Regions from separate parts of the Homo sapiens genome. Here region 2 is linked to region 1. Evidence: chromatin loops called from intact Hi-C (ENCODE). Cell type or tissue: B cell. All regions are shown on one strand. Each heading gives the region's core, and the rest is flanking DNA. Links, peaks and the distances in the headings are about the cores only.

Region 1 (5,358 bases), core at 52-5,051:
TGGCCTGCCCTGCCTGGCCCCCGGACCGTTCTGACAGCGTCCCCCGCCCGCCCGTGGCGCCTCCGCGCCTGACCCAGGAGGAGTGGCCGCGCGCTTCCAGGAGCCGCTCATAGACCCCGCCTGCCGTCCGGTCAATAAAATCCGCCTGACTCCTGCGCCCCCGCATGCGACCCCTTCGTCTGCTTGTGTACTTTGCCGTCTAGCTCAGGGCGCAGACAGGCGCGCCCACGCCCTGGCAAATGTCAGGGGCCCCTCCCTCGCCGACCAGGGGAAGCGCCGGGCACTCAGCATTCATTTCAAACCTGGATCTCCCGGCACCCCCTCCCTCCCTTAGCCAAAGGCTTCCGCAGATTGATTAAGAACCCCTGGTCCCCTTCTTCTGGGTCATGCCCCGGGAGGAGGGGCCCCTCCACCTGAGCCCCACCTTGCTTCTTGCTTTTTTTTTTTTTTTTTTTTGAGATGCAGTCTCTCTTTGTTGTCCAGGCTGGAGTGCAATGGCGCGATCTCGGGTTACTGCAACCTCCACTTCCCAGGTTCAAGCGATTCTCCCGCCTCAGCCTCCTGAGTAGCTGGGATTACAGGCACCCACCATGATGCCCAGCTAATTTTTGTATTTTTGTAGAGACAGGGTTTCACCATGTTGGACGTGCTGGTCTTGAACTCCTGACCTCAGGTGATCCGCCCACCTCAGCCTCCCTCCCAAAGTGCTGGGATTACAGGCATGAGCCACTGCCCCTGGCTGCTCCTCTGCCTTTTTTTTTTTTTTTGAGACGGAGTCTGGCTATGTCGCCCAGGCTGGAGTGCAGTGGCGCAATCTCGGCTCACTGAAAGCTCCGCCTCCCGGTTTCACGCCATTCTCCTGCCTCAGCCTCCCGAGTAGCTGGGACTACAGGCGCCCGTCACCTCGCCCAGCTAATTTTTTGTATTTTTAGTTGAGACGGGGTTTCACCATGTTAGCCACGATGGTCTCGATCACCTGACCTCGTGATCCGCCCGCCTCAGCCTCCCAAAGTGCTGGGATTACAGGTGTGAGCCACCGCACCCGGCCTGCTTCTCTGCCTTTTATCCCCCTCTGCATGCACTTCTGGTCACTGGCTCCAGCCCCCCCACATAAATGTGCCCTGCCATCTTGAACACCGAGGACCTCCATCCACCAGGCCCCCTCCAGTTCCCTTCCCAAGGGTCTGGGCCCCTCCTCCCTCCCGCTGCCTCTTCAACCCTCTCTAATCTTCCCTGGGACTCCAATGACTGTCCTGGACCCCAAACCACCAAGGTCACATGCCCTGATGCAGCCCACCCTTGGAGCCCTCCTGTGGCCATGTGGCAGGGTCCCCCCTTGGGGCCACCCAGCAAGCATTGGGGGAGAGGTGGTCCTGGGCCTGGCTCCAGGATGCCTCTGTGGAACCAGCTCCCCACCCCCACTTCTAGAAGCCCCCCTCCCCTCACTGGTAGGTCCTTTCCATCTCCAAGGTGTGTCTGTCTCCCAAATGTGGGTGCTTTTTATCTCCACCCCTTCAATTCTTTTTCTTTTCTTTTTTTTTTTTTTTTTTTTGAGACGGAGTCTCCAGCCCATGCTGAAGAGGCACTATCTCGGCTCACTGCAACCTCCGCCTCTCTGCCTCCCCGGCTCAGATGATTCTCCCACCTCAGCCTCCCCAGTAGCTGGGATTACAGGTGCCCACTACCACGCCCAGCTAATTTTTGTTTTTTTTTTTTTTGAGACAGAGTCTTGCACTGTTGCCCAGGCTGGAGTGCAGTGGCATGATCTCCGCTCACTGCAAGCTCCGCCTCCCGGGTTCACACCATTCTCCTGCCTCAGCCTCCCGAGTAGCTGGGACTACAGGCGCCCACCACCACGCCCAGCTAATTTTTGTATTTTTAGTAGAGACGGGGTTTCACCATGTTGGCCAAGATGGTCTCGATCTCCTGACCTCGTGATCCGCCCGCCTTGGCCTCCCAAAGTACTGGGATTACAGGCGTGAGCCACCGCGCCCGGCCAACAGCCAATTCTTATGGAGCCCTTGGTTCCATCTAGCCCTCCCTCCGGCTCTGTGCTGGGTGAAGAGGTGGTCACACACCTCACAGGGCAACTCATTCTCCTGCGAGCTCATTCCTTCCCACTCCTGCCCCTGTTCCTCACTGAACCTGACCTCTAAGAACATGGATGTCCTGACCTCGTCACCACCACACCACGCCTCAAGGGCTCCCCACTGCCTATGGGACGATACCCGTGCTCTGGCAGGGCTGGCTCTGTCTGCTCTCACCGCCCCTCCCACTGCCTCCTCCCCCTTCCCCACCGCCTGCTCCAGACTGCAGATTCCAGGACAGCCCGGGACCTCCCCCGCCGAAGGAGGACTCCAGGGCCCCAGGCTGGGTTAAATGTTCTTCCTGGGGCTGCTTCAGCTCTGGCCTCCCCTTGCGCAGGCCAAGGTGCTCAAAGCTCTGTTCTCGCGGGGCTGGCGGGGGGGCGTTCAGTGATGTTCCCTGGTGCTTGCCTGGTCCAAGATGGGGAGACAGAGCCCATGAGAGGCTTCTCTGCCTCCCCCACTCCACACCCTTATTCCCCTGCAGCGCAACCAGGCCTAGGGCGCCAGCCTCACCCCAGTCCCCACCCCACAGGACTGGATCGAGTGGAAGGAAGCCAGATGGGCAGGATCCTGGGGCAACTCCTCGCACGATGCAATGCCACCAGTTCCGGCCAGGTGGCGCTGCGCGGCTACTGTTCCGGGCGGTAGCGTCCGACTCGCGCCTCCAGCAACGGGCGGGGCTAGAGCCGCAGTGGGCGGGGCCACGACGGGTGGGCGGGGTCGCCCCGTCGGCGGCAGCGGTTTCCTGCCTCTCCCCACTCTTGGGTCGTCGCAGTCCCCCGGCCTTCTCTCTCTGTCTGGTCTGTGGGTCTCTGTTGGTCACCTCCTTCTGTCGCGCTGGCTCCGCCTGCTCCAGTTTCAGAATGTAAAGAGAGGCATGGTGCAGCCTGAGGGAAGAGGCCCTAGGCGCGGTCTGGTTATGCTTGAAGGGCCATTAATGTCCATTAGGAAGCCCCGCCTGCCTGAGCAGCTCTGGACCATTACCGGGAGTCGGAATAGTGGCCCCACCCCCAGACAGGGCCCCAGGCCACGGCCACACCCCGGAGCCCCGGTCCAGGTCCAGGCTCGGGCTCCCTGAGATCGCTGGGACCTTGCTGGAGGGATGCGGGTTCAAGGCCCGAAGGAAAGGTCCTGCCAAAACAGGAGTGCACGGGCGGCCCCCACCCCGGTGGACCCCCCACCGACAGCCCAGGGGAACGGCTGAGACCTGCTCTCCCTCTGCTGGATAGGACCCACGCCTGGGTAGCATGCTGGCAGGCGTGGGTTAAGGGGGTTGGGTGGAGAGTTGGGGGATCTCCCAAGCCTCTGATTGCCTCTGCCTTGACTTTCTTCCCTCCTGCTGGGGCCCGGGGAGCCCACGTCACCCACACCCCATCTGCACCCCACAGAACCAGGAAAATAAAGTCCACCCTCCTCTCGATGCTGACCCTACTCCCTCCCGCCCACCTCCCTAGCCCTTTCTTCGAGACACCAAGCACTTTGCGGCCCCTGAACACCTTTGCCCAGGTGCTTCCCTTCGCCTTTCTCTGCCTCCAGCGCAGCACCCATACGGGCCAAGGTCAGCCTCGGACCAGGGCTGAGAGCTTCCGGAGGCTGGCTGGAGAAGAGGCCTGGGAGGGTTTGCCCCCGAGAGCTTCTAGGTCACCCTTCCTCGCCTGTTCCTCCAGGCCCCTGGACTCACTGTCCCCTCTCACTGACTCTGCACCTCCTCTGAAATCGTGACCTCTGGTTCCTCTCTGGCTGCCTCATTCCTCCTGCTCCCTGCTTTGCTAGGCCCACTTCCTTTGTTGCCCGGCCCTTTGCTACTCTGTTACCCTCCTCAGCTCCTTCATGGCTTTGGGGACTCTTTTGTTAACTCTGTAGCAGCAGTGTGTCCGGTGATATTTCCTTGGTTCCTGGCCCTGGTTGTGACCTCATGTCCCTTGTGGCCCCTCCCTCTGCCATGCTGTTCTCCATCCCATCTTTTTTTTTTTATTTGTTTTTAAATTATTTATTTATTGTTTTTGAGATGGTGTCTAGCTCTGTTGCCCAGGCTGGAGTGCAGTGACGCAATCTCAGCTCACTGCAACCTCCGCCTCCTGGGTTCAAGCGATTCTCCTGCCTCAACCTCCCCAGTAGCTGGGATTACAGATGCCCACCACCACGCCTGGCTAATTTTTTTTGTATTTTCAGTAGAGACGGGGTTTCGCCACATTGGCCAGGCTGGTCTCGAACTCCTGACCTCAGGTGATCCACCCACCTCGGCCTCCCAGAGTGTTGGGATTACAGGCGTGAGCCACTGCTCCGGCCCCTCAGCCCATCTTCAGTCACTGGGAGTAGGAATCAGCTGAGTCCTGGGCCAGGGAAGGATGGTGTATGCCCAAGGCTGATCAGGCGTCTGCCCCACCCAGGGCGGGTAAGGTCTGCAAGCCCCCTTACCCAGGGGACCTGGGGCTGCTGGAGTCTCCCATCCAGCCACCTCCCTCGACTCTAGTGTGGCCAGGAAGCTACAGCCTGCCAGGTTTTGGGTGGACCTGGTTGGTGTGGGATGACCCCCTAAGCCCAAACAGGTGTGGTATGTGGGGTGCGTGGTGGTGGGTCACACTGCCCACAGCCATCTTCACAGACTCCAAGGGTGGCAGCACCAGGCTGTGTCCAGGGAGGCCAGCCACAGGCCAGACAGGCAGCCTCTGGACATGCAGACAGAGAGATGGAAGCGGCCGGCCGGGCGGGAGCCTGAAGCAGCCTTACCCAGGAATTGCAGGGGTTGGGGTGGCGAGCAGTCGCGGCGCCTCAGCCTAAGTGGCTTTTAGGGGCAGCTGCCGGGATATGGGCACCCAGGGGGCCATGGCCCAGGAGGCTGCCCAGAGGCGAGCCCTGTGCTTGGGTGGGGGCAGGGGAGCCCAGCCCAGGGCCCCGGAGAGACGAGAGGGAGAGGAGGACTGCGCCAAGCCTGCTTCTACGGCTCACATGGGGAATTGCCTGGGCTGGCTGTGCCTGACCCCTGGGAACCAGGTATGTGCAAGGGGGCCTGGCTGGGCTGGGGAGGAGGGCAGACTGGGGCTGTGCCTGGACTCAGCTACCTTCCTATATTGGAGACAGAGGAAGAGCTGGGTGGTGAAGATAGCATGGACTCCGAATCTCACATCCCTGGGCCCAAATGGAGCTGAGGAGGCTTCGTGGGTCTTTTCCCTCTCCAGGCCTGTTTGCAGGTCTGTGAAGTGGCCGGTCCCCTAGGGTTGTTCCAGGTAAAATGCACTTAGGCCTAAATGATTTCACTGTGGTGGTGACT
Region 2 (5,358 bases), core at 1-5,000, 480 kb after region 1:
CCCACACCACCCAGACTTTGGGGGTCATGGCAGGCGTGCCACAGCTTGGGGCCATGCAGGCGTCGTGAAGACGCCTGGGAGGCAGGATCCCCACCTTGGAGCTCACAGCATTGTCTTGGTTGGGGGACCATGTGGGCGGCAGGTCCTGGCTGTGCTCGCTCCCCACCCTGTCATCCACATGGTGCTCTGTCGGGGGCCTGGGGCATGCTGCCCTCCAGGGTGGTGCTGCCAGGTGCAGCCAGGGAGCCTCCCTCCAGCCTTGGACAGCATGTGGCCGTGGGAGCTCTGGGTTGGGCCTGGGGTGACCTGGGGGTGAGGCAGGCAGAGCTGGTCCAGCCCCCACCCAGCACCGTTCACAGGTTCATAACAACTCAAGCATTTTGGCACAGCTGGAGCCACTTCTCCTGGCCCTGCCAAGGACACCAGCCAAGCTCCAGGCGCCACGTTGGCAGACCAGGGCCTCTTTGGCTCCCACATGCCTGGGCTGCGAGGATGGCCCAAACCTCCCCACCGCAGGGACCTGTTCCTCTGGTTCCTGCTTCCCCAGCCCCTGGCGCTTGGCTCTGCACTGGGGCCTTCCACTGCAAGGCCTCTCCCCTGAGTCACACCAGGGCAGGCTGTCCTGGGGATGGCAGAGAAGGGCCAGGTGAGAAGAACACCTGGGTGAGGGTGTTGTCGGGACCCAGAGAGAAGGAAGCACAGTTCCCAGGTCTTCGCCCCAAGACAGCTGGGGCCAGCGGAGGCTGCAGGAGGCGGCTGGGAGGGTGTGCAGGGTGACAGCTGGCATGCGTGTCTCTACGCCAGGTTCTACTTCCAGTGTGAAGGACATGAGCCTACCCTCTTGCTCATCAAGACCACGCAGAAGGAGGTGAGCAGGGGCCCTGGAGCCAGGGCTGGCTCTGATGGGCTCCAGGGCTGGCTCTGATGGGCTCCAGGGCTGGCTCTGATGGGCTTCAGGGCCTAGGCCTCCTGGGCCAGATCCAGAGTCAGAGCGTGGGTATGGCCAGCACATGGGGCTCATCCCACACTCAGGGCCACAAGGGGAAATGAGACTATCCCCAACACAGCCCCCGCCCACCCTCATTGCCAGCCCCAAGCCAGGGGCAGGGTGCACACACCTGCAACACTGCCTTTCCCACACCACTCCTGCCCTGGGGTGGGGGTGGGAGACGGCAATGCCTGCACCCCCACCTGTGACCTGGGACAGGCCCGTCAGTAGTCTGGAGCACAGGGACGCTCCTGGGGGCCTGCGGGCACAGCCTCACCCAGACCTTTCCCCCAGGTGTGTGGTGCTTACCTGTCCACAGACTGGAGTGAGAGAAATAAGTTTGGAGGCAAACTGGGCTTCTTTGGGACCGGAGAATGCTTTGTGTTTAGGGTGAGTGGGGCCAAGTGTCCCCAAACCCCCACGCAGACCCTGTAGCTGCATCCCTCCAGGAGCACCCGCCTGCCCTGGGGACACTGTTGGGTGTCGCCATGGCAGTCACCCAGCAGCGTCATCGCCCTGTGTGCTTCCGGGTTTGATCATTCAGCCGTGCGCTGCTCCGGGGCAGGGGGCTTCATCTGCTCGAGCCACCAGCTCCCCAGCCCCTGGCTCGGGCTGCACCCACCTTGGGCTCTGGGTGCAGATTCACGGGATGAAACGGGTTGTGGCTCTGGGGCAGAGGGGCCTGCGAACGCCCGCGCCAGCTCCTCACACTCCCCTTCCACCCCAGCTGCAGCCTGAGGTGCAGCGCTACGAGTGGGTGGTGATCAAGCACCCCGAGCTGACCAAGCCCCCACCCTTGATGGCTGCCGAGCCCACCGCCCCACTCAGCCACTCCGCCTCCTCAGACCCCGCTGACCGCCTCTCGCCCTTCCTGGCCGCTCGCCACTTCAACCTGCCCTCCAAGACCGAGTCCATGTTCATGGCGGGGGGCAGCGACTGCCTCATCGTCGGTGAGCGCCAGCAGACGGGGCTCTGGGATGAGGGTGTGGGGTCCGGGCAGCTGAAGCTGCTGCACCCAGCCCTCCCTGACCGGGGTGGCAGAGAAGAGGCCCTGGGTGTCAGGGTGGACCAGGCATGATGGGTGGGAGGGGGCTGGAAGGGAGAGACCAGCCTGGACAGCTGGTCCTGGGGGCTATGGAGGGTCAACGGTCTGTGCGGTTTCAGAGAGGCCCGTGCAGGGCAGGACAGCTGGGACAGCAGGTGAGGTGCCTGGGTCAGTGCTGATAGGGCAGTCAGGCCGCCACTGACCTGAGCATCCTGCAGGGGGAGGAGGCGGCCAGGCGCTCTACATCGATGGGGACCTGAACCGGGGCCGCACAAGCCACTGCGACACCTTCAACAACCAGCCCCTCTGCTCCGAGAACTTCCTCATTGCTGCCGTGGAGGCCTGGGGCTTCCAGGACCCTGACACCCAGTGACGGCCTGTGCCACGGTGACTGAGCCGTGGTGGGGCGGTGGGCCGAGGCTGGGCTGCCGCCTCGGGCAGCAGAGAGCAGATGAAACCCCCATGTGGTAGGCAGGGTTGGGGGACGGCAGGACCCCATGGCCAAGCCTGGCGTTGCCTGGACCTGCTGCTGCCTCTACCTGGGGTTTGGGCTGGGCTTCCCCAGTCCACCTGCATCTGGGTCAGAGCTGGAGGGCCTGCTGTGCCCCCAGCCCCACCCAGAGCTGGCATAGGAAGTACCTTCCTCCTCCGTGGAGGCTTCCATAGCCCAAGGCCTTGGGAGTGTCTGGGTCTTGCTGCCCCTGAGCCTCTCTAGGCAGCCTGAGCCCCTGGGGTGGGAGTACAACGGCAGTGGGAACGTGCAGCTAAGGGTGGGCCTGTGGTGCCCCCTGCTGGTGCCGCATAGCATCGCGCCCTCCTGAGCAGGGCCCTGCAGCCTGGCTGGCTGGCGACTGAATCCCAGCGTAGATCCCGAGAACAGACTGGCACCCTTGGGCCTGCCCCCTGGCGGACCCCACCCCCTGTCCTGGGCGTTTGCCCCAGTTCCCTCCCCAGGCCTCCTGGGCCACCTCTCACATTAACCCTTCTTGGCTGCCTCTGAGGCTCCCCTGGGCTGCGTTTGGGAGCTGCTGGGTGGGAGGAGGAGGGTGGGATTTGTGCTGGGCTCCACCCCCAGGGAGGGTGGGAGCTGGAGGGGGATGTCACATGTCCTTGTGTTTCTGCAGAGCCTGAAGCTTTTGCTGGGCCTCCCTGCGTGTTCCCATCTGAAGAGGTAGCCCCGGGAGAGGCCCTCAGGGACCGACCCAGACCAGCAAGCTCCATTTCCAGGGGTCTGCCCAGAGAAGCCTGGACCCAGGGGGCTTCTCAGCTCCCCTCCCTTCCAGCCCAGGCCTCCTTGAGCTCCTGTAGCCTCTGCAGCTGCCCATTTCACCTCTTTGTCATTGCAATGACCTGGGGCCCAGGGTCACGCCCAAGCCCCTCTTTGTGGCATGCTCATCTCAGTGCAGCCCCAACTGCTTCTCTGCACCAGGCCCCGTGCCCTCCCCTGGCCCTGGCCACACAGCACCTCCTTGGCCACCTTGCATGGATGCATGTCCTCCCTCTGTCCCTCTTGTGGTGCTGTGGCTGGCCACGTGTCAGGGTTTTCTGTGAGCCTCTCACCTTACAGCCTTTGGGCCCCTGGGCCCCTGCCCTGCCTGAGCCCTGCGCTGGCCAGACGCAGGTAGGTGCCAGGGGAGGCCTTGCCTCTGGGCACTATAGGGGGCAGCCCCCTGCCTTGTGACCTCCCTCCATGCCCCATGACCTCCTTCAACTCGTCTTGAGGGTCTGGTCACCACGGAGGGGAGAAGGGAGACACAGAGGCCCAAGTGGCTGTTCTGGGACCATGGAAGCCTGGGTCACAGAGGCAGGTACCAGCAGTCCTGCCCCCACCCCCGTCCCTGCTGGCCTCCAGCCAGTGCCACTTGGAGTCCCCTGCACCGTGCCACTTTCCATCCCCACACCATTGCCTGCTCCTCCCATGGGGCTTTAGCCTCCCCTGACCATCTGCTCATGTAGCCTCTGACTGGGCGCACAGTGGTGCAGGAGGAAGGACCGGGAACCCTGTGTGGCTTTGGGCAAGCTGACAAACCCGTCTGGAACTCAGTTTCCCCAGCTGTGAAATGGGGCCAGTCCCCATGCCCTGCTGTCCTCCTCACAGGACTGTTGAGAGGCTCGCAGGGGGATGGGGTGAATCCCTCTCACGGGGAGAGGTATGGGAGGGAAGTCGCCACTCATCTCAGCCCACCGCAGCCCTCCAGGCCCCCGCCTGAGCCCCTGAGGCCCTCATCTGTACCGCCAGCTTTGGTGTTCATTAAACATGGTCTTGCTGCATCAACTCCAGGGCTCCAAGCTGAGTCTGATCTCTTCAGCCAGAGGGGCCTCCGGGGGCTTCCTGGGCCTACAGCCAAGCAGGTGTGGGAGGCTGCCCGCTGTAGTGCTCACCCACATTCTATGACTGGAATGCTGCAAGCCTCTTCCAGAGGGAGCCCTCCAGGAGCAGGGAAGTCATATCCGTGGACCATTTGTAGGTTTCCCTCTGCAAACTTCCTGAACTGGGTGGTGATTTTTCTGGCGAGTTAAGTCCAGCAGGTTCTGCGTGGCTGCCCCCAGGGGGCCCCACCCGGGCCTTCCAGTGATCTGGACCAGGAAGACGGATTGCTGCTGGGTCATGATTTCCACATCATGAGCGAAGTTCTTTGTTTTTTGTGTGCATGCAAAATATTGTTTCTTTAAATTTAATATCTTTTCCTAACTTTTCTACTAACCTAGAAGGTATGTGTGATTATTATCTTTTTTATTCTTATCACTGTACTTGTTAGTATCTGATATTAGGTATTCCCAAATAGAACATAATTTATTTTGTTAATGTTCTCTATTTCTTCTTGATTATTTATTAGCTTTGGATGTTAAAAATTAGCCAAAAGTGGCTGCTCTGCCTATGAAGTAGCCATTCTTTGTTTAAAAAAAAAAAAAGCCAACATTTGTTGAAACTGCATAATAAATTATCATTTGTTTTTAGAAACATTCAAAGAATTATTTTTTGATTTTTTTTTTTTTTGGGACAGAGTCACCCAGGCTGGAGTGCAGTGGCATGATCTTGGCTCACTGCAACCTCCGCCTCCTGGGTTCAAGCGATTCTCCTGCCTCAGCCTCCTGAGTAGCTGGGATTACAGGCATACGCCACCACGCCCAGCTAAATTTTTTTTGTATTTTTAGTAGAGGCAGGGTTTCACTGTGTTGGTCAGGCTGGTCTTGAACTCCTGACCTCGTGATCCACCCCCCCCTCAGCCTCCCAAAGTGCTGGGATTACAGGCGTGAGCCACCGCGCCTAGCCTATTTTTTAATTTTTTTGAATAGACCACTTTGTGCTGAATAAATGTTTAAC

What was found. Peaks named below come from ENCODE experiments on the same cell type or tissue, not always from the same donor. Only the 100,000 strongest peaks of a DNase experiment are listed, where the experiment ranks them.
Region 2: it touches region 1 in a loop (4-fold over the local background); 4 of 110 quality-filtered maps call a loop at or near these places.

The regions. Positions count from the first base shown.
Region 1 is chr16:2,020,586-2,025,943 of GRCh38, forward strand. NPW (neuropeptide W) reads left to right here. Exons shown (of 2, transcript NM_001099456.3): 2 at 1-170. The coding sequence ends at 34. Among named protein-coding and RNA genes, the nearest start is that of NPW, 3.5 kb to the left of the region's middle. RefSeq lists silencers at 1-237, 2,712-2,891 and a cis regulatory region at 2,023-3,712. In B cell, for the core only: CTCF peaks have their summits at 2,689 and 2,888; DNase peaks (open chromatin) are centred at 160 and 2,736; H3K4me3 peaks cover 1,172 bases; H3K27me3 peaks cover 2,748 bases.
Region 2 is chr16:2,498,553-2,503,910 of GRCh38, forward strand. TBC1D24 (TBC1 domain family member 24) reads left to right here. Exons shown (of 8, transcript NM_001199107.2): 5 at 805-868; 6 at 1,283-1,378; 7 at 1,716-1,938; 8 at 2,252-5,358. The coding sequence ends at 2,406. Among named protein-coding and RNA genes, the nearest start is that of ATP6V0C, 13 kb to the right of the region's middle. RefSeq lists an enhancer at 1,542-2,359. In B cell, for the core only: CTCF peaks have their summits at 2,816 (motif pointing left) and 3,017; a DNase peak (open chromatin) is centred at 2,809.